Regions from separate parts of the Mus musculus genome. Here region 2 is linked to region 1. A link is a contact called in ENCODE Hi-C or POLR2A ChIA-PET data. All regions are on one chromosome and are shown on one strand. The core of a region is the stretch at or near the end of the contact, and the rest is flanking DNA. Distances in the headings are between cores, read along the strand shown.

Region 1 (2,700 bases), core at 49-2,548:
ACGCATAGGCGTGCACACACACATGCACACATATATACACATAAGCTATTTTATATTTCTGGCTTAATTTTGTGGCTATTTTTAGATTTATATATTTATCTTGTGAGTGCCTGTGTGTTTGTAAGTGCAGGAGTTTGCAAGCCATAGTGCATGTGTGGAGGTCAAGGAATAACTTCCTGGAGTCGGTTCTATCCTGTCAACTCATTGGATGCCAGGATCAAACTCAAGTTTTTTGGCCATCACGGCAAGCACCTCCACTCTTTGAACCATCCTGGCTCATTGTGGATATTTTTCTAAGTCAGTCACATCAGCAACAGTTTAAAAGAGTAACGCCCCATTGAGGGAGACTTCTGAAATATTCAGACTCCATTATCAAATGTTGCAGTGACTCAATATATGTACATTTGATTCATGCATCTATTTGCTTAAAAAGATATATGCATCTCATTGTATGGCCCTCGTCCGTGGGCTCTACACACCAGGCTGCCCTCAGAGATCCATCCAGCCTCTGTCTCCCGAGTACTGTGATTAAAGACTTGTGCCACCACCGCTCAATAACCTCCTGGTTACTCGTAAGCCAAATAAGAGCTTTTACCTTTTAAGTTAAATCTTAGCTGCTGTTGCTATTCCTATCTTTAGGCAAGGAAACAGAGACGCAGATAATGCAAATTGCCCAGTCTACTCCTCTATAGTAGGTGAGAAGTCTGGATGCAAAGCAACATTCCTTCGCCACTATCAACGCAATTTTGCAGATAAGAGATCGTGGTGAGACGCTAAACTAAAATCCCCGGTCTAATAGTGAACGGTGACAGCAAAAGTAAAAAAAAAAAAACAAAAAACAAAAAAACAAAAAAACAAAAAAACAAAAAACAGACTTGATGTGTTCCTCTCCTCCCCAAGAAAAGAAAACGTACAGAACGCGTTAGTAGACTCCTTATTCCCGAAACACGAGAGGTATTCACTAACTCTCAACGCTATTCCCTAAAATGGTCAGTTTGCCTGTACAGAGCGGATTGGCAGTCAGGCTTCAGCAGGGAGGAGCTCGGCTCTGCAACTCAGTCGTGAAATTCCAAGAAGCGCGGGAGCTCCCAGGCCAATCGGGTGGATCTTTCCGGCCGGCCTCGGAAATCTGGACAGCGGCGTCATCAGTTCCGGGCGTGACGTTAGCTCACGCACTGAGCCCGCCCTCTGGGAGCGCTCTGCGCTTGTGCACCTCCAATAATCCGGGAGTTAAGCCTCAGCCCCGCCCACTGTCCCGGAAGTGAATACGGAAGCGCCTCACACCCCCTCTGCCGGCTGGGGCGCAGCCATTTTAATTCAAATCTGAGTGGGCGGCGGCGGCGGCGGCGGCGGCAGCGGATTTGGCGGCGGCTTTGGCTCTGAGGGACAGGGGTAGTGTTCCTGGTTTTGGTGGGGTTTGCCTTTAGTTTAATTTTCCTTTTCTAGCTTCCCTTTGCCGGCTGGTGCGTACGTTGTAGTCCCCCGAGGCCATGTCAGGAGACGCAGCCGCGGAGCAGGTGAGGAACGGGAGCGGTGGGGCCTCGTGGCGACCTCTTCTCTCTCTAGCCCTGTGGGTGCGAGCACCCCGTTCGCGTGAGCAAGGGCCCTGAAGAGCTAGTGAGCCCGGGGATCGGGAGCGCATCCCCCGAAGTCTCCCAGGTTTGGGCTTCTCTGTGGCGTTCGTACGAATAAGTATGGGACTTAGACAATGGCAGAGACGTCGCTTCGCCCTGGCCATTGCAGTTTCTTCGGTCGGGACGGTGTATTTCATACCACTTTAGTGTTCCGGTAGTCCCAGATTGTTCTAACGTGTATCTGCGCTGGCAGTGTTTTCCTCGTCTGCCCCCCAGTCCTCTGTCCCCAGAAATAACGAAATCAGTCTGGAAAATTCGGCCCCCGAGAGAGCGAAGGTAAAAAGAGCCACGGCTCTTCCGAGCTTTGGGGGAATTTTGTGGATTCGCTTTCTTCCCCTCTCGTTTAGGAACACTTTATTTTTGCTTTTACGACCACGCAAACATTGCAGAATTTGGTAAACTGAAAACTCGAAATGTGCTTTAGTCACTGTAGGCACCATCTGTTTGGATGGTTAGATATGAATGATACATAAGTATTTTACAAATGGGACTTTTAGATAGGAGATCTCACCCTTTTGCTGTTTGGCTGTTTGTTTGTTTTGGATAGGTTTTCACAGTGTAGCCCTGACTAGGCAGGACCTTCTGACAGGATTGCTTCCTTGGCCTCCAGGCGTCCATCTCCATGTTTGGTTCTTTTGCTCTTTTATATCCTAAATTTTGTAGGCTAGTGTTTGGCTTTTACTGTAAAAAACAAAACTGAGTTTTTGAAAGGTGTGTGTTTTGATCTTGATCCACGTATATTTAGTTTTAAAAGAAAACAAAGTCCTAAATTTCTTATTGCTATAGCAATGAAATACGCTTGTATTTTTATTTCTTTTCTTTTTCCCAAATCCCCAGCTAATAAAATAGAAATTATTGGAGGTTGACAGATGAGGTAAAATAGGACTGTATGTTAATGAAGTGTAGGCAAATTAGAACTTAATTACTTTGGTGACTGAAACGCTTGAGGACCAATTTAATTCCAAGTCTTGGCAGTGCTTTTGCATTTTATCTAAAGTCAGGGTGCCCACGAATGCAGTGTCTTTGAACTATTTTTCTAAAACTGTTTATTTTACTCTACTCTTAC
Region 2 (2,700 bases), core at 100-2,599, 150 kb after region 1:
TCTCACCACCTAAAAACCTGTTCACAAATGTCCAGAGCCCAGAACTGACATTTCAGCTGTTAGGAAAGACCTTCCGAGTTAAAGTAGGTGAATTTGGGAATCCCATTTACCAGAGAGAGCCTAAAGCTATCAACAATTTCCAGTGCCATGTCAAGTGATAAAGTGATCAGAGCCTGTTAGGTGAGAGCAGTAAGTGGTCAGATCTTGTTTGCTGGGGTTTTTTTTGTTTTGTTTTGTTTTTTGAGACAGTCTCATTTTTTAACTGTTTGGTTTGGAACTTTCTGTGTAGAGCTGACTTGGAACTCAGAGGCCTTACCTCTCTCTGCCTCCCCAGTGTAGGACTGAGGGCTTACACCTCTACAGCTGGACTATAGGCCGCTTTTATAATCTGTACCGAGAAAGCAGTTCTCTAGCAAAATTCATCATTAAGATCTTGGAGATTATGTGGAGCATTGATTAGTAAAGTCAGTCAAACACAATAGCTGGGACCACTGAGATACACTTTTCTGACCTAGGGGAAGGAATCACTGTTTCCGCAAGTTGGCATTTTACAAATGAAAAGCTTTGGTAGAGAGCCAATTTCTCCAGCTCTCTATCCCGCAGTTCCAGAAAGGGGGAAAGGTGGCACCTTATCCAAACAAATCCAAATATCTCCTTATTTGCAGAATTAAGAGTCAGAATTTTAGAACGGATTATCGGATTCGGGTCAAAGATCTTACACCCGCCCTCAATGATTCAATACATTTGTCTCCCAAAGTCATGTAACTATCAGATCAGGGGTTGGGGGGGGGTGATGGGGGCTTCACTGAAACATTGCTTGTAGCGAAAGTGTTAAATTTACACAATATTACTTCATCTCCTGAGTCTGGGAGCCACCGACCTCTGATCCCACCATGCAGTCAAGAGTTCGTTCTCCAGACGCTGGCCAGGAAACTATTCAAAATTCCGCGCGTGTCACAAGTCAGGCTGTGGAGCCTAACCCCCACTGCGAGCGAAGTTTGGTAAAGTTCCTAAAACGCCGAGCTCTGGCTGCGGCGGGGTCCGTGGCCCGTGGCCCGTGGCCGGCTGCCCACCCAGGAGGAGAAAGCGGATCCTCGCGGCCGCGCAGCCCGCGGAGCGCACCGCCCGCCCACAGCCCGCGCCCGCCCCACGCTGCCGCGGCCCTCCGACCCACCCGGAGGTCTCTGTGCAGGGCTGTGCAGAGCCGACAGGTTCAGCGCCGCCGCCTTCTCTCGAACCGTGGCCATGTCAGCGGCGGGCTGGACTCCGTGCCCGCGCCGCCGCTGCTGCCGCTGCTCCACAGACTGCGCGCCCGCGCCGAAGCCTCGGGTTAACTCCCGGGGAGCGGGGCTCCCGGCGGGCTCCGCCCCTGGCGATCACGTGTTTCACAGACTGGCTCCAAGCCTCTGCGCTCCAAAACGCCCCAGGCAGCTCCAGGCGGGCGGTGTCCAGGTAGAAAGTACTTAGGCATGGCTTTTCCAGTGCTAGTCGGTACTAGCCCGGGGCTAGACCCGCTGAGTCCCAAGGTGTCCCTCCAGGATCTGCCCTCGCTCCAACCGGAGTCTTATTGCTCCAGGTCTCAGTGCTTTCTGCTCTCACCTGCTAGTATTAGGACCAGGTTGGCTGGGCTTTTAATGAGAATTACCTGAACCGACATTTAGCAATTCGTATTTGGACCATAAATGCTCCCAAGTGTGTCAGGATAATAAATACTTGGAGTTTTTTTCCTTCCTGTCCCTCTAAAGAACAAACAAAACCTTATCTAGCCTAGGAGAGCAATGTCTAGAGGTCAGAGGACCGCAACAACAAAGATCATGGGGCTTCCTGCCAAGGAAATCTGTGTTGATTCTAAATTAACCCTGGGTCTGGTGAGCACCGGGAAGGGGAGCATGGAAGAACAAACTGGAGGGGGAAGGAGAGAGGGTTGCTGCTGGGAGCGCTTCAGTTTCTTGGGTAATTGAGGTAGAGAAACCAGGGACCCAGTGCTGGGTTAAGTCGGCAAGGTTGAATGATGTTGGAGATCATTAACCTAGCTGACGGATGCATGACCGTCCCCTCCCTTCTTCTTTTGAATAAAGTCAGGGTCTTTCTATATACCCTGGCGGTCCTAGAATTTGCTCTGTAGAATAGGCTAGCCACGAACTCGAAAATCTCTGGCTACCTCTATCTCCTGAGTGGGAATAAAGGCATTTGTTCGCAACTGTTGCCCTTTCTATAGATTTCTACCTCTTTTGGGGGGTGTTGTGTTTTATAAAAAAGAAGGAAGGGATATGCTTGGTGGAGGCGTGGTATGTTGTGGTAGAATGGTTCCTCTGCAGGCCCATGCTGAGGTATCCGTTCCCCCTGAGATACCAGTCACACAAGGAGTATAGTATAGAATAGAGTTTGGGGAGGAGTTAAGAGGGTAAGGGAGAGAGAGGGGAGGGGAGGGGAGGGGAGGGGAGGGAGGGGAGGGGAGGGGAGGGGAGGGACAGAGAGGGAAGAGTGTAAGATGGTAGGTAAGAGAGTGAGGAGGCGTCAAGCAGCCCCTTTTACAGTGAGTCAGGCAGGCATACCTGGCTGTTGCCAGGTAACTATGGGGCAGGGCCTAGAAGAAACGCTAACTGGGGGGCGGGGGCTAGAGAGACGATTCAGCAGGTACAGCTCTTGCTTTACTAGCAAAGGATCAGAGTTCAGTTCCCAGTACCCATGTGCCTGCTC

Evidence for each region. A loop is a pair of places that touch in the nucleus more often than their neighbours do. ChIA-PET counts read pairs that join two places held with the same protein, here RNA polymerase II (POLR2A).
Region 2: POLR2A ChIA-PET joins it to region 1 with 20 read pairs in embryonic stem cell. The contact joins the promoter of Depdc7 here to the promoter of Cstf3 in region 1. A Hi-C loop is called at or near these places in 1 of 37 maps with a recorded cell type or tissue (v-Abl transformed pro-B cells). POLR2A ChIA-PET finds 5 or more read pairs at or near these places in 4 of 5 experiments (Patski and embryonic stem cell).

What each region holds. Positions count from the first base shown.
Region 1 is chr2:104,589,186-104,591,885 of GRCm38, forward strand. Cstf3 (cleavage stimulation factor, 3' pre-RNA, subunit 3) reads left to right here and starts at 1,299. Exons shown (of 21, transcript NM_145529.3): 1 at 1,299-1,517. The coding sequence starts at 1,491.
Region 2 is chr2:104,741,508-104,744,207 of GRCm38, forward strand. Depdc7 (DEP domain containing 7) reads right to left here and starts at 1,350. Exons shown (of 9, transcript NM_144804.2): 1 at 1,175-1,350. The coding sequence starts at 1,247.